3 separate regions of the Homo sapiens genome follow, and all the other regions are linked to region 1. The links are chromatin loops, found by intact Hi-C in ENCODE. Cell type or tissue: IMR-90. All regions are shown on one strand.

Evidence for each region. Peaks named below come from ENCODE experiments on the same cell type or tissue, not always from the same donor. Only the 100,000 strongest peaks of a DNase experiment are listed, where the experiment ranks them.
Region 2: a loop joins it to region 1, with 3 times the contacts of the local background. A loop is called at or near these places in 2 of 110 quality-filtered maps.
Region 3: it touches region 1 in a loop (2.4-fold over the local background); 10 of 110 quality-filtered maps call a loop at or near these places.

What each region holds. Positions count from the first base shown.
Region 1 is chr4:176,373,720-176,381,719 of GRCh38, forward strand. It overlaps a transcript of LOC124900817 not described here. Among named protein-coding and RNA genes, the nearest start is that of SPCS3-AS1, 57 kb to the left of the region's middle. RefSeq lists an enhancer at 4,184-4,323. In IMR-90, CTCF peaks have their summits at 2,487 (motif pointing right) and 4,187 (motif pointing right); no DNase peak of the experiment used is centred here.
Region 2 is chr4:176,722,725-176,730,724 of GRCh38, forward strand. It overlaps VEGFC (vascular endothelial growth factor C), which reads right to left. Exons shown (of 7, transcript NM_005429.5): 2 at 6,809-7,022; 3 at 5,054-5,244. Among named protein-coding and RNA genes, the nearest start is that of VEGFC, 66 kb to the right of the region's middle. In IMR-90, no CTCF peak of the experiment used is centred here; a DNase peak (open chromatin) is centred at 4,347; H3K27ac peaks cover 525 bases.
Region 3 is chr4:176,542,697-176,550,696 of GRCh38, forward strand. No RefSeq gene overlaps it. Among named protein-coding and RNA genes, the nearest start is that of HAFML, 110 kb to the right of the region's middle. In IMR-90, no CTCF peak of the experiment used is centred here; DNase peaks (open chromatin) are centred at 3,385, 4,515, 6,095 and 6,935.

The DNA.
Region 1 (8,000 bases):
TAGTAGCATTACTATACATCCATAATAATCTAGCTGAGGCCCCAATCAAGAATTCAATCCCATTTACAATACCAAAAAAATACATAGGAATATATTTAACCACGGAGGTGAATAATTTATGTAAAGAGAACTACAAAACACAGGGGAAAGAAATCATAGATGATACAACCAAAGGGAAACACATCCCATGCTCATGGGTTGGAAGAATCAGTATTGGTAAAATGACCATATTGCCCAAAGCAACCTATAGATTCAGTGCAATCCCTATCAAATTAGGAACACCATTTTTCACAGAATTAGAAAAATGAATCATAACATTTATATGGAATCAAAAAAGAGCTCAAATAACTAAAGCAATCCTAAGGAAACAGAACAAAGGCTTAGGCATCACATTGCCTGACTTCAAACTATGCTATAATGCTATAGTAACCAAAACAGCATGGTACTGATATGAAAATAAACACACAGATCAATGGAACAGAAGAGTTCAGAAATAAAGCTGTATACTTAAAACCAACTGATATTTGACAAAGTCTGCAAAAATATACACTGGGGAAATGACATCCTATTCCATAAATGGTGCTGGGAACATTGGATAGCCATATGTAGATGGATGAAACTGGACTCATACCTCTCACCAAATACAGCAATTAACTCAAAATGGATTAGACTTAAATGTAAGAACCAAAACCATAAAAACTCTGGAAGAAAACTTGGAAAAAACTCTTCTGGACATTGGCCTAGATACATAATTTATGACCAAGTCCTCAAAAGCAAATGCAAAAAAAAAACCAAAAATAAATAAAGAGGACTTAATTAAACTAAAAAGCTTCAGCACAGCAAAAGGAGCAATCAACAGAGTAAACAGATATCCTACAGAAAGGGGGAAAATATTTGCAAAGTCTGCATCTGAAAAAGACTAAGTTGCAGATTCTATAAGAAACTCAAACAAATTAACAAGAAAAACAACCCCACTAAAAAGTGTCAAAGGACATGAACAGAAATTTTTTTTTTTAATTTAAGAAAACTTTTAGAAATTTTTCAAAAAAAGACACACAAGCAGACAACAAACATATTATAAAATTATCAACATTACTGATCATCAGAGAAATGCAAATTTAAACCACAATGAGATATCATCTTACCTTAGTTAGAATGGCTGTTATTAAAAAGTCAAAAACTAGCAGATGTTGGCATGGATGAGGAGAAAAGGGAACACTTAAATGCTCTTGGTCGGTATGTAAATTAGTACAAACCCTATGGAAAACAGTATGGAGAGCTCTCAAAGAACTAAAAAAGAGCTATCATTCAGTCCAGCAATCCTTCTTCTAGGTTTCTACCTAAAGGAAAATAAATCACTGTATTTAAAAAAACAGCTATACTCATATGTTTATCACAGCACTACTCTCAATATTAAAGACATGAAATCAACCTAAGTCTCAATCAATGGAGGAATGGATGAAGAAAATGTGGTATATATACACCATGGAATACTACTTAGCCAAAAAAAAGAAAGAAACTATGTCTTTTGCAGCAGTATGGATAGTTGGAACTGGAGGCCACTATCCTAAGGGAAATAACTGAGAAACAGAGAGTAAAAAGTTGCATGTTTTCACTTATAAGTGGGAGCTAAACAATGGGTACACATAAACATACAGATGAGTATAACAGGCACTGGGGACTCCAAACATGGGGAGGGGTCAGGGAGTAAGAGTTGAAAAATTACCTATTGGGTACAATGTTCACTGTTTGGGTGATGGTACACTAAGAGCCCAGACTTCACCACAGGGCAATATATGCATGTAAGATACTTGCACCTGTATTTCCTAAATATAAATAAAATTATGTAAAGTACATGATGCTTTATAATGATAATAAACAACTGTCTTACTGGTTTATGTATTTACAAAGCAAAAAGAATTTCAAAAGGGCTTGCTTTAAGGAAGTTAAATCACTGAATAAACTCTCTGCTTTTCCTTAAAATTATATATATATAAAATATATTGTAATATATATAATATATAATTATATATATACCTCTGATGGATATACATGCAAAAATCCTCAAAAAATACTAGGAAATTGCATCCAAAAGCACAATCAATATACATAAATGTCATATATAATAGATAATGTCTTATATATATAAAATGTCTTACACATGTTTATGTAAAAGCACGTGTATATATATATATATATATATATATATAAATGTCTTGTATGAGAGATTGGTTGTCAAGAATAAGCCCATGATTAGATACTTTATATTTATATTTTTATAATCAGTCAGATTGTTTAGTATATTCCATAAGCATGTTACCTAATAAAACAAATAATGTTTTTGTTACAAGAAAATACTTATTTCAAAGAGGTTCTCATCAGTCCTTTGACCACTGGTTTAGTTATTGCAAGACAATGGGAAGAATAGCAGTTGTACTTGTGAAAAAACAAAAGTAGCATTATCTGCTGCATTTTTGGTTGATTTCCACTAGATGGTAGTATTGAATTCAAGATTCAACCTGCTATATATTTTAATGCAGAAATTTGATAAATTACAGAAGACATTTGTATTGTGTTACTTTTACCGTCTATGTTAACATTTGAAACCATATTCAGACTATGTTTATGCATGTTGGAATTTTTTTAAAAAATACAACTTCTGGAAATTTGAAAACTTCTTAAGAAGCTGGTGCAATATTAGATATATTGTATTGTAATTCATAGAAATAATCTTTTATTATGAAACTTTTTAAAATAATTTTTGCATGTGTTTTAAATTCTGATCATAGTCATTTTCTTTTTCAGGCAAAATGTAGATTTCGTTTTTAGTCTGTGGAAAGAGTAAGAGAAAAATAACATGAAAATATATTTTTTTTCAAATGTTTCTGTCAGGAAAGATAGGCTCTTGGCAGGTGTGTTTGTGTGTAAAAATAGACTATCTTCGAGTACATATTTTCACTTCAATTTCCATGAGGCATTATAAACAAAGACAAAAATTAAAAAAAAAAACACTTTTGCAATTAATGAATGATGAGTACAATATGTAGCTAATTGCCCTGATTATGTTAGTGTGTTATTGCAGAATAATAATGAACTGAATGAACCTGTTTTCCTTTGCTGTATTCCTAACCAGATGCACCCCTGGAAGATACATTAGGAGTTATCTAGTCCATCTCCATCATTGTACTAATGAAGAAACTGAGGACTGTGACTGCTTTTTAAACTGTTCTAGAGAAAAAAAGGAAAGATGGGTTCCATTGACTCTGTTGAATACTCTCTTACTGATTTACAGATCTTTACCAAGTACTTGCTTGCAGAGAATATCCAAAAGCAGGACCAGATCATGATACTCTTCAGGACAGTCCCTAATAGTTTTCACTAGAAAGGTATACAGTTAAAAAGTAGCGTAAAATGGTATTGACACTGGAAAATACAAAAGTACCTTGAATTAAATTGTATGGTGAAAAGCACCAACCGTGGAATCAGGTAGAATTAAGTAATGAATTTCAGCTCTGTCACTTACAATCTGTGTAACGTTGGGCACATTTCTGCACCTCTCTGCCATTAAATCTTCTCATTTACAAAATGGAGTTAAAAATACCTACCACGTGAAATTATAGGATATCCTAAATGGAATAACTTAGTAAGCTCTCAAGAAATCGTTCTCCCCTTGCCTCATTAAGAAATCATTTTTAAAATGGGAACTACGTTAAAGCCCAATTTAAGGCATAGATCAGCAATGTTTGATGGCATGGATCTGTCTATTTTGGGGCTAAATTGTGTTCTGACCCTCCAAATGATCAATTCTAATTAATTCCTTGGTTGTAGATTTGTAAAGCCCGTTTAGTTGATTGCACAGACGTGGCCAGAGTCAAGGTACAGGAACCCACAGACTATAGAAATCAACGATAACATGTAGAAAAATCACAGGCAACAGAAATGCACTATTTTTAGAGATTGTATAACTGCTCTAGGGTGAAGCTATCTTGATTGGACTCAGCATAGTGCAACAGAACAGAATTACACAAGATGCCCCTTTCCATTACACCCCATTATTCCTCTGTTTTTGAGGATTTATGCTAACATTGTTCTGTTACAGATTGTAAACATTGATGTATTCTGAAACTGTTAACTGTAAGCATTTATGCTTGCATTGTTTTCTGTTCATTTCTCTTGTATTCCAGCAGATGTCAGTCATTCTCTTTAAATAATCTCCATTTATTCTCACCTGCCTATGACCAGCTGAAGGGAAATCACCTTTAGTTATGTCAAAGTGACATGTTTGTTGAACTGTAACAATAATAATGCTCCCTATTAACCTATCAGGGACTTGAGCCATTTTGCATTCAAACAATGATGAATTTTTATTTTCTTATTTAATTATTTAAAAAATCTCCATCTCAGTTTCCAAAATGTGTAACTAGAAAATAAATGAGAAGCCAGAGAAGACATGCAGAGAATTTAAATTTGCACTTGTGGTAAAATAATCTGCACTTGCGTAGGAGAAGACAAATCACTCCTTGATGTCAATGTACGGTTATGATTTTACTCATACTTTAGAATTTTAAAATGTCATGTAGTGTGATATATATTCATGCAGATGTGGGTGAAACAATGTGCTTTTTAATCATTCCTGCTACAATCACAAACAATCATTATGTCTAGCCATTGATCCTAGCACAGGGCTTGTCAGGTAAGGGCAGATTTTATAAAACCTGGGTAAAACAAGCTTAATTTGCGTAAATTGAGTTTTTTTCTAAAAGTGAGAGGGTACCTTTTTAAAGAAAATGTAGTAAATGCAAAAGTCAATGAATCCTTGGATGTTTCTCAAACTATCTTTGTGTTTTAAATCTACTTTCTCATTTTAATAGGAATTAATCATTTATCCTCAAGGAATATTTTCCTTAAAAGGGAAGAATATTACCAGTTTTTCTCAACAAATCTCGAATTCATTGTGGGGAAACTGATGATGTCTCTTCATTTGTTTTGTGATTCTTGTATTTTAAATCAGTTCATTGAAACAGCCTGGCTGAGTGCTGTATTTAAGTATAGAAATTTCTGCTCATATCTGGTGGCTCTTGCTGAAGGAGGGACATAGAGCTAGAATGCTTGTCAGGGATCCCACCTTAACCTGCTCCTGCCCCTTAGATAGATCCTCATTGTCTACAGGCCATTTGCAACCAGGCGAAATAAAAATTACCATGTTTCTCTTTATTTTATTTATTGAAGATTTTTGACTTTGTATATAATTTACATAGCTTTTAAATACAAAAGCTAGTTTTAAGGAATGTATATTAAACAGTGGTTATTTGCCAGGACAAAAGATACCATACTAGAGAAAAGCTAGGAAAAGAAGAAACATAGTTTCATACTAAACAACTATTTAATAATTTTAAGAAAAACAGTACAGTTTAATATTTGAGAAGGGAAATATGCTATCATTCTGAAAATCTTGTATGCAGAAAACTCTTAGTTTTCTAACCTAATGGTAGTTTCTATACTAGATTTAAAACTTTTTGTACTAGGCCTTTTCCTCAAAAACTTCTGTAAAACCTTAAATGTTTTATTATCAATGCATATATAGGAATGCATATATAGGAATTTACAAAGTAAAAGAAGAGAGCAATACTCATGTCTGTCATTGATTCACACATTGTCCCCTTTAGATGTGACTGAGAGGGTGGTGGCTCACGCCTGTAATCCCAACACTTTGGGAGGCTGAGGCAGGTGGATCACCTGAGGTCAGGAGTTCCAGACCAGCCTGGCCAACATGGCAAAACCCCTTCTCTACTAAAAATACAAAAAATAGCCAGGCATTGTGGCAGACGCCTGTAATCCCAGCTACTTGGGAGGCTGAGGCAGGAGAATCGCTTGAACCTGGGAGGCAGAAGTTGCAGTGAGTGGAGATCATGCCACTGCACTCCAGCCTGGGCAACAGAGCAAGACTCCATCTCAAAAAAAAAAAAAAAAAGAAGAAGTGACTGAGTACTCAGTTATCCAGCTTTTAGGGCAAAGTGATCAAATGATAACAGAAAGGAAGAGGCAAGAGAAGGATTTTACAAATACAAATAGTAATGATGGTCCAGGGACATGATGGAAATCGCAGGATGAAGCAGAGAAGGGAGCTCTGTGTGTTCCCTGGGTGGAGATTGTACTAATGAGCTGCTCACATTTGAGAAACACAGATTGATGAGCTTCTCTGGCAATTGTTATGCAGCAATATTCCCATAAGAAGTCACAGTAGTTATCACAGTATCAGAGCACCGTAAAATAAACACATTGCTTTTTCCATGAACTTGAATATTTAATGTTAGAGATGAGTACAATGGAGGCAAATAAATCCTCTCCTCATTTCCTCACATCCCTACTTTTAAAGATTGTCAGGTATTCAATCTCTATCATAGTTGTTTGAGACTTTAGGTCCCTATAGTTTATCATTTTCCAGTAATGTTTTTGAAATGCAATAATTTAAAGATCTCTCGACTCTTGGATTTACATTACAAATGCTGGTGATACAAAAATTTCATTTAAATTAGTCTAGACCATGAAGTATGGACTTTTAGCATATTATATTGTAAATTTGAAATTGAAACACTGTCATGATCTTTTTTTAAAGAATTTAAAACTAGTATTTAAATATTATAAGTTTTTCTCTGAGAAATGTTTTACAATTGTAGTTTATAGTTCTGAGGACTGAGAGTGTAGGAGATTTGCTTAAAACAAGAATGGAGATCAGAGCTAGGGTGTCTACTATATTCAACATTTTTCAAAATTCGCTCTGCCACCTGTCAAGAGCTGAGCTGAGCTGGAGAGAGCTGAGACGCCCGTGGTGGAGTGGTCAATTAAGACAACAAGCCAAAGTGAAAGTAACAGCCAATCCTTTAATGACTTTCTAAGGTAGTAGAATAGGCAAGAGGAAAAAGCTTAACCATTTTAATGTTCCTTTTTTCTCCACAGAAGGGCACTGGGTGAAGGTCCAATGTATCAGTGCACACGGGGGAGTGGGGCGGGGAATTATCTCACCACCTACGTACGGGAGCCCGAACAAAAGGCTCTGGCCATTTTATGGACCCAGGGGTGGGGATGGGGGTGAGCTGGAGAGGGGAGGACTAGGTGTGGGAAACAGTGAATATTGAGTCAGAGAGAAAAAAGAGGCTTCAAGTGTCCTCCCCAGTGAGGAGGCCTCCGCAGAATGACCCGATGAAGAGACCTCCTCTCTCTGAATGCAGGGAGGGCTAGAGATGCAGATATGCATAAGCGCATGGTGCTGAGGATGGAGTGACTGAGCCCTTGACTGCAGCTCCCTTCAGAGACTGCAGTTTACTGGCTGCACACAGTCTGGTGTGGGGAGGACAATTTTTCCCTGTGAAGCCTGCCAGGTAAATCCTTTGCAATTGTCTGTGGTAGGGTTTGAAAGATGATTATAGGTTTTTGGCTAGGAGCTGGACTCCTCACCACTGTCTCATTTCAGGCCTCCATCACCTCATTTTGGGATTATTAGAGGTGCTTTTATCCATTCTCTCCACTTCTCTGAAGTTTTTTTCCAGCATGATCCATCATGCTCTTGATTGCCAGATTGCTTGCTTCTAAATCACTAGATCACTAAATCACTGTATCGTTCCTCTACTTTGGAATCTAGTATGTATTATTTTTATACCAAACTCGAGCCACTCAGGTGAGCATGTAAGGCCTTTGTTTGATGGGCTTCAGTTTATTTATCCATATTTTACTACTTCTTACAAAGTTTTCTCAGATTTTCCTAAGCCAATGATGCTCAATCAAGCTTGTACAACCCAAGGCCCATGGCCACATGAGGCCCAGGGTGGCTTTGAATGTGGCTCAACACAAATTTGTAAACTTTCTTAAAACATTATGAGATTTTTTTGCCGTTTTGTTTTTTAGATCATCAGCTATCGTTAGTGTATTTTATGTTGGCCCAAGACAATTTTTCTTCTTCCAGTGTAGAATACAGAAACCAAAAGATTGGACCCCCGTGCTCT
Region 2 (8,000 bases), 350 kb after region 1:
CCTAAGCTCAAGAGATCTGCCTGTCTTGGCATCCCAAAGTGCTGGGATTACAGGTGTAAGCCACAGTGCCCAGCGAAGCCTTGCAATTTCTAAAGCCTAAACCTCTCCAACACCTCCCTCTTGATAGAGCAATTTTTATGCTACTGAGCATACACACCTACCCTTGAATAAATACTTTCACTCCAATACCCACTGGGTGAATGTGACACCTAATTAGACCAATGCAGAAAATGAATATGCAATGGTCACAGAAAAAACTCAAATGGTTAATAGAAGACTAAATTTATTTACTTTGCTTACTAACAATGTACTGATTTTCTGTTTTCCAAGTTTAGATTTTACCTAAGGTATGCTTAGGTATCTATTTGGCCCATATGTAAAGTATGCATTTATTTGGTTGACCAATAGTAAGAAAGATATAATGTTGGCTTTTGCTCATATTAACTAATGAATGAGAGAATAAAGAAGAATTTTCTTCCTTATCTGTAAGAGAAACAGATATCTATATCTCATCTAGTCATCTGGATATCTAGATATAGATATAGATAGATATGTTTCTTTTACAGATACATATATGTATATCTGTATATACATATGTATATATATACATACATATATAAAGTTTATATTTAGGTTTGGGGGTCCATGTGCAGGTTTGTTACATACGTAAACTTTTATTTTAGGTTTGGGGGTGCATGTGCAGGTTTGTGACATAGGTAAACTTTTATTTTAGGTTTGGGGTTTTATTTTAGGTTTGGGGGTCCATGTGCAGGTTTGTGGGTCCATGTGCAGGTTTGTGACATAGGTAAACTTTTATTTTAAGTTTGGGGTTTTATTTTAGGTTTGGGGGTCCATGTGCAGGTTTGTGACATAGGTAAACTTTTATTTTAGGTTTGGGGGTCCATGTGCAGATTTGTGACATAGGTAAACTTTTATTTTAGGTTTCGCGGTGCATATGCAGATTTGCGACACAGGTAAACTTTTATTTTAGGTTTGGGGGTGCATGTGCAGGTTTGTGACATAGGTAAACTTTTATTTTAGGTTTGGGGTTTTATTTTAGGTTTGGGGGTGCATGTGCAGGTTTGTGACATAAACTTTTATTTTAGGTTTGGGGTTTTATTTTAGGTTTGGGGGTCCATGTGCAGGTTTGTTACATAGGTAAACTTTTATTTTAGGTTTGGGGGTCCATGTGCAGGTTTGTTAAATAGGTAAACTTTTATTTTAGGTTTGGGGGTGCATGTGCAGGTTTGTGACATAGGTAAACTCATGTCATGGGGGTTGTTGCACAGATTATTTCATCACCCAGGAATTAAGCCCAGTACCCAATAGTTACCTTTTCTGTTCCTCTCCAGAAACAGATATTTTTTAAAAGATCAAGCTAAATTGATAGCATAAACGTTTGTTTAGCAAAAAGACCAATTATTTGAAAATTCCACAAGTGTGTTAATCAGCTATTTTATTATTAATAATCTTCAAGGCAGCAGTTTTAAAGCCTGGTTTAAAGGGAAAAGGCTAGGGGTCAGGGAACAAACTCCCTAAAACTGTGGGGGGAAATGCTGTGGATGTGTCTATATTTTCATTTGTTCTCATGAAAGGGTCCACAGTTTTTATGTGATACTAAAAGAGATTTGTGCACTGATTCTGTGGTAGGCACTGGGATAAGTAGTGAACGGATCTGTTTTTGCCTTTGTGGAGGAGGGAGACATTAATCAAGTAACAATGACTACATAACTATAAACTATGTGATTATAGGCTGTAATAAATACTATTTTAAAAATATGGGAAACTATAAAGCATTTACTACAAATATTGGGTCTAATCCAAATAGGTCAGAAAGTCTTGCCTGAGGCCTTGCCAAAGCCACTTGACACCCAAATTAAGATCTGAAGAGCTAGCACCTCAGGAAAGAGGAGACAGGAAGGCCAGGTTAACCTAAAGGTGTGTGTGCAAGGGCCCAGGAGCAGAGGAAACACGATGATGCCCAGGAATTGGAGAAAGTCTAGAGCACTGGAAGCACAAGATCAAGAATCATTACATTAGATGATGCTGAACAGGGGCTATGGGGCAGAGATTGCAGGTTGTGATAAAGATGTGGTCTTGAAAATCCTGCATGTTCTCATTTATGTGGGAGCTAAACGAGTGGATCTCATGGAAGTAGAGAGAAGAATACTGATTATCAGAGGCTGGGAGGGGCAAGGGTAGGGAGGATGGAGAGAGGATGGTTGAGGGGTACAAAAGCACAGTTAAATAGAAGGAGTAAGTTTTAGTGTTCAATAGTACATCAGGGAAATTGGAGTGAATAACGATATATTGTATATTTTTTAAAAAGCTGCAAGAGAAGTACTGTATTGTTCCCAATAGAAAGAAAAGATAAATGTTTGAGATGATGGATATCCCAATTACCCTGATTTGATCATTACACATTTTGTACAGGTATCAACATATAACACATGACCCCAAAATATGTACAGCTATGATATGTCAATAAATATAACCTTCAAAAAAGATTTTTGTCTTATTTTACAAGCAATGGGAAATCACTGAAAGGCCTTTATGCTGGAGACTGACATCAGCTCTGTGGGGTTTTTTTGTTTTTGAAACAGGGTCATGCTCTGTCACCTAGGCTGGGAGTGCAGTGGTGCAATCCTAGCACACTGCAGCCCTGAACTCCTGGGCTCCAGCGATCCTCCTGCCTCTGCCTCCTCAGCAGCTGAGACCACAGGCGTGAGCCACCATGCCTAGCCATAGATTTGGATCTATGTTTTTAAAAAATATGCTTGAAAGTAATTTATAGAAAAGATTATGAAGAAAGGAAATGGAAGGAGGAAGAGCAGAGAGAAGGTTATCTTATTAGTTGGAAACAGTATCCAAAGTACCTTGGTTTACTATTTGATTTAAATCAAATACCATATTAGGAATATAATCTAGAATACATCATATTGCTTAACTGAATTATTTTAAAATATAAATCATTAACGGCATTCCAAAAATTGTATATTTCAATTCCTAAATCATCCATATTTATTTTCTCTAACTTTAAAAGGAAATGACATATTTCTCAAGAGACTCAGTATACCAAAATTCCCATTAAGAGGTTTGGCTTGAAGATAAAAACAACATTTTAATTATTAATATGTTTTAAAAATGAATATTACCTTTCAAAGAATATCTGCTTGGCCTAAGTATTTCTATTTAATTTATTTTAAAGTATGCAGTTCTAAAATTTAGAGGATCTTAAAGAATCCTGTTTGATTTCAGGGTTATGATAAAATACATAATACCAATAAAACCTGTTAAAGTAGTATTAATTTATTTAGAATAGTAAGTACAAAACTATAACGTCTTATTGTTTATTGTTGTTTGATAAAGACTCAGGGAGGATAAATGAACTAAGGATAACTTTTGCTATGTCCAATAGTATAATTATATGTTAGTCTATCAAAAATATTATAATTTTGGCAACCACTGAAATATTGTCATGTTCCTACAACTGTACATTTTTCTGGTAAAGTTTCTAAATGCAGGACTATGTTTAGAGTCACATTGTATTCCTTGAGAACACATGTTGGAACGACCCCTACATTATTTTGCTGTGCTTTTAGGAAATAATCAGAATGAATTGCATCTGGCTAAGCTTAACTAACTATGATACTAAAAGAAATGATAGCAGGCCCCAAAGCATCACCTTTTAATTTTTTTTAACCTTTAGAGTTGAGGCAGAGGCAAGCTGAATAGAAAATTTAGCTTTATAATTTATTTTTTGTTTCTTCTTGCAAGTCTTAATCTAAAATGGCTTGTTTCTTTATCAAGTGGGTGAGCAATATAAAGAAACTCAATTTTTGAAAAGAAAGCAATTAATTTGGGTTGTATAATAAGACAATGTCTCCAAACTCAGAGGCCAAATGATCGTAACAGTAAAAATTTTGGAAATATTCAGCTAGCTGAAAAAATGTAGTTCATGGAATTGAGATAGTAATCTTAACTCTGATTTCTATTAATACTATATTGAAATAAGAGTAGGTTTTATTACTGAAAACCATGTAGATCAGCTAAAGTTTGCATAAAATTAAAATGTGAATTTTCTGTCATACCACATCATACAAATCAAATCTAACACCACATCTTTCAATTTCATTTTTCATTCTCCAGGTCAAAGAACAGTTCTGAATTTAGCCAGATTTACGTGTGTGAGTCTAACTCCAAAAATAGCTTAGAAAGGTCATTAGGACAACCACAGTTTTGTCTTTCGGGAGAAGTTTGCTTCAGTCCAGCCCACGGGACTGGATTTCTCCAAACATTTCTGTTCAGAGGCCAGAGGTGCACACAATTTCAAACAACACTTTCATGGTTATCGCCAGCACATACGCGTGTTCCACAGCCAGCCTCCTCTACCACGTAAGGCCCACAAAGCGGGTTTATGTGTCTGGTCTGAAAATCCCTGATCCAAAGCCAACCTTAAGAGACATTTCCTGGTTATCAGAAGCTTACCATTTAATGAGATAAACTTCCCAGTTTATTCAAAACATCTGAGATTTAGTGTCAGAGTTATTTCCTTTGCTTTCGACAGGAAGACAATAAATTTCTTCAGTGAGATGGCTTATTTCAATACTATACCACTGTTTCACAGAACACACGCATTTAATTTTACACTTTGAATACTGTTTGCACTGTTATCTCCACCATCTGAAAACTCACCCATTTAAAAGTATTTTATTGCCAAATGAACATGTTTATTCTTGAAGATCAACACACACACATACACACGTACATGTACACACATACATACGTATATTTATTGTTTTCTGCATGAGGCTTTGACTCCACTATATGAAGAGTTTGCAAAGTAATAAAGCATCAATTACTTTCTTTGTGACACTGTGTTGTCAAACACACAAAACACTGAAAAACTGACTTCATTCCCCTAAAGAAAATATGAGACCCTGAGTTGAACCAAGTTAGTTTAAAGCAACCAGAAGTTTAAACACATCATCCCCAAAGTTAAAGCTTCTGATTAAGGGGGCTCTCGCAGGTAGCAGGAATGGGCAATACCCACCGTCTTGCTGAGGTAGCTCGTGCTGGTGTTCATGCACTGCAGCCCCTCACTATTGCAGCAACCCCCACATCTGTAGACGGACACACATGGAGGTTTAAAGAAGGTGTTTGTCGCGACTCCAAACTCCTTCCCCACATCTATACACACCTCCCGTGGCATGCATTGAGTCTTTCTCCACTCATTATCAATACCTGTCAAGTCATAGGGAAATCAGTAAGTTTTACGGAAACCACCAAGATAAAAAAAGCCCACAGCAGCTGCAAATCACTCACATTCATTTCAGATTTTAACATTTAAGTTCAATATATAACTAAAGAGACAGCTGATGGGATCCTAAATTGACTTGTGAATGAGAATGATATAACATTGAAAAGACAAGCTAAGGATATTTCTTAAACTCATTTCTATAGCTAGGCAATAAGAAAAATTAGCATTATGCTTTATTAAAAGTACACCAATATCCCACAACACTAATGTTTGGTTTTTCTTTCTTAGGAAAATGGTAATTTAATATATGAATGTTTATAAGATGTGCAGAGAGAGTCATGTTCATTCTCTATAGTATGGGCCATTTTTGTGCTCTCAATGCAAATATAAATATAATTTTATTTTTCTTTAAAACTGAGTTGCATATGAGAAGACAGCTATGGTTTTAGATTCAAGTCAAACGTCCTTTTCAGGCGGACTATTTGGCAACCTTGAGTAATGTCGTGGCTGCAGCTACATAAAATACAAGGCTATTTTTCACCAACTGGGACTCATTCTGAACTTTCTTCAGCAAAGTCAATATTTCCTATCCCTTTTAACTCTCCTCTGGAATTTTGTTTCTGATGAGTTAGTAGCTTACCTATAATACTGTTGACTTTTTAAATTCTGCATTACAAATAATGTACTTCCTAAGTATACTAGTTTACTTATCCCATATTTCCCCTAAAATAGAATTTTTGGAAAAGGACATAAACTATTGGTTATACAACCATGAAGCCATTTTGTTTGCCTCTGTTCTCAAAATACTTTCCAATATCAAACTTTTATAGCGATTAAGAGCTACCAACTGAAGGCAAATATGTTTTTAAATTACTCCACCACTTTTTAATTTTTTTTAATAGAGATGAGGTCTTGCTGTGTTGTTCAGGCTGGTCTCTGACTCTGGCTTCAAGCAATCCTCCCACTTTGGCCTCCCAATGGTCTCGGATTACAGACATGAACCTCTGTGCCCAGTCATACCCCACCAATTGATGCTATGACATTTTATGCAACATGATCATTTTTTGTGAAGCTTTATGCTAGATACCTCATCAGCTTAAGTCCCGCTCTGAGCCAGTTATCTGTGAAGCAGCAAAGCAACAAGTGACATCTGAAAAGGTGATTTCAAATGAAGCATTTCTCAATCCAAATCAGATAGGAAATTAAGGTATAATTATTTGATAAGATAAAGAATGTTTAAGTTATTAAACAGATATAGTATGTAAAATATAGCCATCTGTTTTAAAAATTTTCCAATGGCTATCACCTGAAAAAATAAATGTGTGTTGTTTATGCATGGACCTATCTATCCTGTATTTTATGAAGTCATCTTAATACTCAAAGTGAAATCATAAAATGTTGTATTTTGAAGTAATTCTTTATTTTCTATTTGCTTTCCGCCCTAAAGGTGTATTCGGTGATACAAACACTGAAATTAAAGAACCAGGCTGGCAACTTCTACTGGTTTGATATATAAGGCTTACTATACATTTTATTTCCCATACTTACTTTTCAAGATCTCTGTATTATAATGTGCTGCAGCAAATTTTATAGTCTCTTCTGTCCTTGAGTTGAGGTTGGCCTGTTCTCTGTTATGTTGCCAGCCTCCTTTCCTTAGCTGACACTTGTACATTTTCCAATATTCTGGGTAGAGTACAGTCATGAGTTCATCTACACTGGACACAGACCGTAACTGCTCCTCCAGATCTTTGCTTGCATAAGCCTGTCAAAGAAAAATGCAAGATCAATGACTTACCAGCTTAAGGGATTTAGAAACAAATGCACTATAAAACGGTTAGGTTTAATAGTATCTATGCTCCGTTCCCTAACACAAATATTATTAATTACTCCTAAATTACTTCACTTTCCTTGGTAAAATTATATTTGTATTTTAATTTGTATGAACCAAAACAATTAAAAATACATATTTTGTTGTTAGGAAAAAAATTTTGTGATATAATTTTAAAATAATTTTAAGGTAGCTTATTTATTTTATTCATAGCTCTTTCAAATAATTGGTCAATTTGTATGTTTGAAAATTTATTCATTTGTATCACTCTACTAAACAGATAAAATTACACTGAAATCCACCCTAATGCTTTGCTTTATTTTTAGTTACCAGCAACAATACAATATGCTTAAGCAGGATGCTTGAGAGTAGGAATTTTACTTTCATGGGAGCTATTTTAGAACAAATAATCATATGAAGAAAGGAATTTCAACAACATTGTCACAGTAAGATTTATATTTTGGCAGAATCTCTCAATATTTAAAAGAAAATTTTATCATCAAGATTAATACCACCTTCATAGAAATGAAATAGTTCAGAGAACACTAAATCTTATTGACGGCTAACTGCATACATAAGTATACTCATTTAAGTAGAACATTCCAAATTATATTTTAGTAGTTACCATATCTAAGAAATAAATACAATTTTTTTCTAATTATGCTTTAGAATTAGGAAAAAGGAAACTTGTATAGCTTTATCTATCTGCCAAGTAAAATACAACATCAATTGTTTATTTTATATTGTCATGATTATCCCAGCTTTTAAATATAAATATGTAAGTAAATACTTTGGACACTGGTTCTCAAAGTTTAGTCGAATAAGAGTCAATGAACTAACTGTCAGAAATGCAGGTAACTGTCCCCCACCTCTCCATGGTTTCTTGGGTGGATCAAGAACCTACATTTTAAC
Region 3 (8,000 bases), 170 kb after region 1:
GCAATGAGTTGTTCTCAGTGTCCAAACACATTTCGTTAATTTTGCTAGGGAAGTATTGAATTTGTCTGTGTTATAGTGAACTGAATGTAAGAAATGCCTTAAAATTATAGCACTCAGGTATGCTTCCTTTTAAACATTCTGTTTAAGGTTTAACCTTTTTTTGATTTTCCTTCTTGAAAAGAGAATGTTCATCTCCTAAAGTTATAGACGTAATTATTGTTATATACCACATAACAATAATTTTTTGAAATTAAAAAATATACAAATACAAGCTACTCCATTAAAATAGAATCTATGTTTGAATACTATTGTCATTTTTAAGTGTACTATACTGAAATTATGTTGATAGAAACACAATCTTTTTTTCATTAGTAACTGCTTTTATGGTTTCTACAAGCAGTTCTCCATCCACATTGAGTGTGGTCCCAGGGAACTGTAACTAGTCTTGGAAGTGATTGGTGTTGCCTGAGGATTTGGGGCCCAGAACAAAGAGAAACAGAGATCTGAGGGAAAAAGGAGCATAGGCTGGAAGCTAGGAAATGTCTGAAAAGGTAAGTCTATAAAATTAGACAGGGCACACACAGAAGCCCAAGTAAAGTTTCTTACAGAGTATCTGTGAGCCAGTTTGGAAAGTTGAGCTTAAAATAATCCCCTGGAGCATATGATATGGGGTAAGGATCTTTTACAGCTTGGCAGGAGGACAGCTAAATGCTCGGAGAAAGATCCATTGCAGACACTTAAAGTTATTGAAGTTCTATTTGCAAAACTGAGTCCCTCAACAGTGGACACTTCAGTTAACGGGATAATTTAACCAAGAAAGAGAGTCCAAAATAATTCCTTAAGGACTGATATAAGAAACTTTTTTCTAAGGCGATAAAACCAGAATTTATTAAATTGTACCATGGACATTCTACAAGCAAATCTAATAAGAATGTTGAGGTTTTTCTTTTTTTTAAACAACAGTGTCCACAGGGACCTTTATTCCTTGACTTCACCTTGCCCCTAGATCCAAAATTCATACAAATTAATTAGTGAAAGCTGACAAGACGTTTGAATTACCTTAAAATGGCACATTCTGAATTTAAAGTAGGCAAGAAGATGACCCGACACTTGCCTAAAGTAATATACTCACTAATTGCAAGCTTGACAGAAAAATTGTTCATGGGAATAAAAATATCTTAAGGAAATTTCTTTATGATGTAGCTATCTTCTGGGTAAAACATAGTGTGAAATTCTACACCTAATCAACTATTACACAGTAAAACAAAATAGACTTTAGGACCCAATATTAACAGTTTCTGTACACTGGGTTCCCACTGATATCAGATGCTGTGCTTCACCTTGCCTGCGTTATCCCACTTGATCCATACATTAGCCCTCCATCGTTGCTGCTACTCCTAATTATACAAATGAAGGTGAAGAAACGAATGAAGAAACAGCCCCCAATGAAGTTAAGTGATTTGCTAGACTTGGGATTAGAATCCATATCTGCTTGGCTACAAAGACTCAATTTTTTGAGCCCAGGATGCATTTGCTTATTAATTATACCTTTTCTCATGTTATTTGTTGTTCCATTAACCAAGAAAATATATATCCCAAGGCGGCATCTTATCAACACTGAATCACATATCGAATTATTCATGACAAAAGTGTACAATTAAAAGGAAAAATTTTGTATGATTTCCTTTGGATACTTCAGACTAAATCCTTGCTGTTACTTGATTTTTGATAGAAGTATTGGTTCCCCTGGGATGTAACACACCTGTTCTTGTGCAGGTCCTAAACAAGTTGAGAAATAAGATGAAGGGTAAGGTATATGGAAAACAGAAAATATTGTTGTTTTAACTGATAAAGGCCAAGTTGTGAGGGCCAAAGAGGTTTGGTAAATAAACCACAGAATTAGTCAGACTTAACTTACCTGGTCAAGGCACTGACAGCCACCAGTGTTGGGAGCAGCCTGCTCCCAAGAACAACAGGGAAAGTCTATACCCCAGAGCCAAGAGCTCTCACAAAGAAAATGGTACCCGGCTCTTTTTTTTGAAACGTGTCCATCAGATAAATCACCTCACTCCCAGAGAGCAGAGTAAAGGGGTGAAGAAAGGGTGGGTTTTACAGCAATAGAACTGCCTTCAGAAGAAGAAAATTTCAGATCTCTTTCTCACATTCTCTTGTACCTCGCTGGGTGTAGCTTCCAAGCCTCTGGTTAGATCTCCCTGTGTGGGAGATCAGCAGTCCAGGACAGACTGCCTACCACACGCACAGGGGGATTGCTTGCCTCCCTGCAAGGATGAAAAACTAGCCCTTTAGGAGACTCTTGGAACCTCTCATGGGAAAGACACATGTTGCCCCACGAAGACTCTGAAATGAGTCTTCTACTCCATTAATTAAATTTACTCCAGGGCTACTTTACTTAAGCTTCCAAATTTACTACCTATTCCCTTTCCCATCCCAAATTATGTCCAAGCATGTTTTCCTGTGTAACATGTCATTGATCCTGTAATAAGATTTAATGACATTAATGAATAGAATAAAATACATAAATTCTATAATACTAAAATGCCAGAAAACTTTCATAGAAGCCCTCTTCTGCTGTCAGATTCAGAGGGAGAAAGTAAAGGCTATGCCTATTAACATTTAAAGGAAATTAATGTTTAAAATTCATTTTTAGAAAATATGAGTTAAAAGTTAGAAATTAAAGAAATTCTCATTTTTAGAAAATTCTGCTTAGTCTATACTAGAGGTTTTCTCAATTATTTAGATGCATAAGAATGGCTGATATTTCTTTAGGACCTCATACATTTTATTATTTTAACACAGGTATCTGATAAGTCTCTTTTTAGAATCCAAAGAATTAACGGGACACAGGAGATTATAACGACACTCTCCCCACATATACCAACTTTACAAAAAAGGGTTTAGGACAATTTCCCAGGTGAAAATTCCTGAAGCTGTTATTTAATATTGACTGAAACTGTAGTAAAAGCTCAGTTATATTTCTAAGTAAAAGAAGGCATATTAATTCTCTACTGCTGTGTGACGCAGCACCCCAAAATTTCTTAGCTTAATAAAACAAGCATATATTCTCTTGCATTTTCTGTATTTTAGGAATTGGGGAGCACATTTTTTTTCTGGTTGGTTCTCGTTCAGGGTCCCTCCTGGGATCGCAGTCCAGTTGTCCTCAAGGGCTGTAGTCATCTGACACCGGTAAGGTTCATTCCCACCCTTACCCATGTAGGCAGCCTACAGTTTTTCACCATTGGAGAGAGACCTCAGTTCCTTAACACATGAGACTCTTGACTCCTCATGGCATGGCAGCTGGCTTCCCTCATAGCAGTGATTTGAGAGAGAAGGAAAGCAAAACAGTGATGTCACGCTGTCATTTATGTCCTAGTTTCTGAGTCATACACCATTTCTTCTGCCTTCCTCTATTTCTTAGGAATGCGTCACTAAGTCCCATGATACCTTCAATGGAAAGCATTACACAAGGGCTTAAATACCTAGAGGCAAGGAACCCTGGGGACCATCTTAGGGACTGGCTTCCAAAAGAGGTGATGGCAAAAAAAATCGTAATTTTTACCCTCACCAGGATGCCACTGGTTGGTTGGTACAAATTAAGCAGAATCTATGATTTGATCATTTAAATTTAATAGAGGGAAATCTTCAGCAAAAAGTTTAGTACAGTTCACTACCATCTCTTAGAGAAAAATCTGCCCACGCACAGCTTTTAGTGTCCATCTCCTCTGGGACCTCTGTGTTCTGGGTACTTCTGCTCTGTATAGGCAACGAGCTCTGTTGGGTCACATAGCTACCTCGTATCTTGTAGAAAGGCATTTTTATTCCCGTGCCATCATAGCTAATTCCACTGCCTCTTATTAGAGAACTGCTTAGACCTAAGAAATTTGCTTTTTAGTGATGGTTTCTATCTTGTCTCCATATCTGTTTCAACCGGAAAAACTTTTGCAACATATTCCTGAGATGAAACTAGCATAGGTGGTTCTGAAGCCAGTGTTCCTTGGGCTGTGATGTGGCCCAAGGTCCCTTCCGTGTGCTCCTCAGGGCACTGTCTCTTCACTGCTTGTGAATTCTACAGTTTCTCAGTCAGTTTCCTTCATAATAAAGGAAACCAATGAAAGTCCCCCTACAATAACTGTATCACCTTGAAACACATCTAGTATTTCTTTTGAGCAGTTTCCACTTGAGTCTCTGAATGAGCCTCATAAATTCACCATCATTTTCTTGGCCCCAAATAGAGAGAGTAATCAGGGGCTGTTAATTGCTGATCTATTGCTGCCTACCCAAGCCTGACACTAACCATTTAAAGACAGAATGTCAGAAGTAGCACAGAGCACACACGAAACCCAGCTGCCTTGTAGTTTAAAGCCTTGTAGTTTAAAAACAACGATATCAAGTTCTACAATTGTACAGAAAAACTTGTTCTCTTTATAGTTTAATTCTTGCCTCAGCTGCCCTTGAGCTCTAAGACCTCTGCAGCCACTGACATCTGTTGTGGTTTTTGCTGTCCACATAACATATGCAACTGTATTTCAGGGTCAGGAAGCAACAAGCTCCAGGCTGCCTGTGCCTGTGAAAGGCTTTCACTGCCTTGAGCATCTTTGTCAAGGACCTTCTAGACTTAGCTCCGTAAGTCATAGAGAAATATTTTGTCATAGAGAAATACACCGTAATCTATATTCATAGATCCAGATCAGAATATTGTGTGCCCTGCGTCTTAAAGGTGCTGGCCCTTGCCATGATATTTAAAAGCTGGTTCAGTATATGCCATAACAAACTTCAAAATATTCTGCTCCAAAACCCGATGAAGACTCCAAACCACATGTCTTTGCCCCAATTAAAAGTCTCTCCATGTGTTATTTTCTTTTTCTCCTCAGCTTTGCTCATTGCATCTTATTTGGCAGTATTCCCATCAAAATACACCAAATGTTGTTTCCTTTAAGGTAATCCCTCAAATTTGCAGGTCCCCCTAATGATGGCGGACCTGCCTGCAGAAAGCAGTAGTGACTGTGCTCTTTCTGCCAAAGGCTGAGCACCAAGGAGATGAATGGAAAGCAGCTGAGCTGAACACGCCCCATTTATCTTCCCAAACTTACCAACTAGAAAAGATACTCCAATGTGGTTGTGTTTGATTTAGGGAAAGTGCAGGAAGAAGTGCGGAGTACGTTACACTAATTGAATACCCTCCATAGGAAGAAAACATCAGGAGTGAGGAGAAAGTTTTGTCTTTTAACTACGTGACTGAGAGGCTCTTTTAGGCTTGTAACGGAGATTTAAAGGAGCAAAGCATTTTTTTACCCTAGGAGAAGGTTGAGTATTCTTGTGCAAGTGTAGCTATTGCTATGTAACACTATAATATTTCCACTGTGGAATTTGGGGAAGAGATAGACACGTTCACCAGGACAGAGTGAATTTTGTTAGAGGAATCTGCTCTTCCTCCACACCTGCCCTCTGCAGTGCACCTCACAGTGATCTGACTTCAGACCCCTTTCGTTCCCTAAACCATCTTGCTTCAATGTCAACAGCGATCTCCTGAGGGCCAAATCCAGCAAACATTTCCCAGTTCTCCTCCAACGTGATTGCTCTTTGATATCTGAAACTATGCTTTTGGAAATCGTTTTCAATGTCTCTTTTTCAAAACTCTCATCTTCCTTGGCTTCCTTAACCCTGCATTCTCCAGGGTCGTTAGCTGGACCTCTGAAAGCTCCTCTCCTTTCTCCTCTTCTAAGACATCATCCTTTGTGCACTCCTTGAACAAAGTAATTCCTTAGGTGTCTGCCCCCAGCTCCGCTGGCATCTAGTTGTAGACTTTTTACCTTGGCAATGTACTTTTGGCTGTGGTTTCTACAACAATCCCCATGAAAGTAACTCGGCTGTAAATGAAACTCTCAACTTTCTACGGAACATACATGTATTTTCAATATTCAAAGTAAATATGTCCAACACTAATTTTTTTTTATCAGAACTTGCTTTCCTTTATATATTCATTTCCTCAGTCAATCAGATCCTCATTCTTAAGTCACTGAGGTCAGAAATTGCCTGGTCACATAGTCATGTTGAAGGCTGTTTATCTTAGAGATTTGTCATGCTCTGGAATTAGTTAGATCTAGGTTCAGGCCCAGCTCTGCAATTACCAGCTATGTGATCTTCAGCAAGCTACCGAATTCCCATCCCTTCCCTTATCTGTAAAACAGACATAGTAAGCAGAACGCACCTCACAGGGCTGTTAAGGAAGATTTAATGAGATAAATGTGCATGGAGTCCTTAATACACTGGTGGACGCAGAGAAATCTGATATTTACCTGTTATTACAGTGTTTGTTGTAACTCTGGATTGTCTTTAAATTATGTGCCCTTCTTTTATATCTGCTGCCATTACCTTATTTCCTTTCCTCATGTGAATTATTGCATCCGACTAGTTTCTTTGTTTATAGTTTCTCACCCTTTAAATCCATCATTTCTACTGTCACAAACTTTACCTTATGATAGCCCAGACCTATTCATGCCACACTCTGCTGCTTTAATACCCTACTGGCTCCTGTTAGTCTACAAAATAATGTTCAGTCCCTAGCATGGTAGCCAGGGCTTTTAATAATATGCTTACAACCTGCTTTCTTCCTCACACACTTAGGCTGCAGGCATGCTGGACTTTTCACTGTCCCTGAGTGCACTTTCATAAACACATGACTTTTTGGCAAAAAAAGAAAAGGAAAAAAAAACTCTCAGCCTGAAATTCTCTAAGCTGTTCATGCTGCAAATATGAATGAAAATTTTTTTCTTTTCTACTTGATTGACAAATTTTATCTTACTGTCCTCGTGCATGTATACATTCATATACATACACAATATTTATATTTAACCTCATAACAGTGGTTTACTTGTTCATGCCTGCAACAACGTTTTAAGCTCCTTAAAAGCAGGGACCATGACTAATTCTTCGAACTTAGTCACCATATCTAGTATGGCCATAGTGGATGATTAGAAAACACATAAGGAAATGAACTTGTAACTCTAATAACCTTCTAAGTTAGGGTTTTAAGATTGTGGATTCTACTCTTTCACCAAGTTAGCTTATGTTTTGATAAGTATTTGCCTCTTTAATATTTCGATGGTACTGTGCAAGGAAATCCATGGCCTGTTAACAGCAGCTGGCCATGTTAGCTTGCCCATGAAGAACAGAGAAAATGTGGGAGGCAATACGGTGACAGTGGTGTAATTAAAATGTTAAAAATTAAAACTGAAATGTAACTGCTAGTTATAATAAGTAAATAGATCAACATAAGATTTTTAAATTAAAGTAGCAAGAACAGTTACAGCAAGAGTCCAGATGGACAGCGTTTTCTGAAATTACTATAGGTCTCACATACCCTGAGAATCATCAGTTCCAACTTTTCTTAGAGACAGGTACAGTTAAAAGAAACCCTACTTTATTTAATACAGGTAATCAACAGATAGTGTTCATGGGGTTCTGTTTCACAGTCTCATTTATTTCTTGGCTTTATTGAAGTTTTAGGCCCTATGTGAGCCCTGTTAAGTTAATGAACAAAAGCATCCTTTTCTAGCTTTAGTAAAACTTGACTGTAGGCTATTTCACAGTGAACACTTCTCAGATTCTTAAGCAAGGTGCCAATATGCCCTACAAGACTTTTGGAGAAAATTAAGGAAGGCATCTCAGTGTCATGTATCCGAACTGTTCCAAGTGCCTCAAAATAAATGAAAACTCTATCCACTTGGTTAAAGCACAATTTGTCCATTTAAATCTCTGATCTTACACAGCTAGTATACCCATACTTTCTCCTCTGCTTCTGATGTCCTCATTGTAAGACCTACCCACAAATATAAATGCTAGCAAAGATGAGGCTTTCTGTTACTATTTCAAATAAAATTGTGATTATTTTCAAAATATGAAATCCCTTCTCATTATATAAAAATTTAAAAATACAAAAAAGAGGAAAAAATTATTTTATCATCCCCAAAGATCTGTTGTTC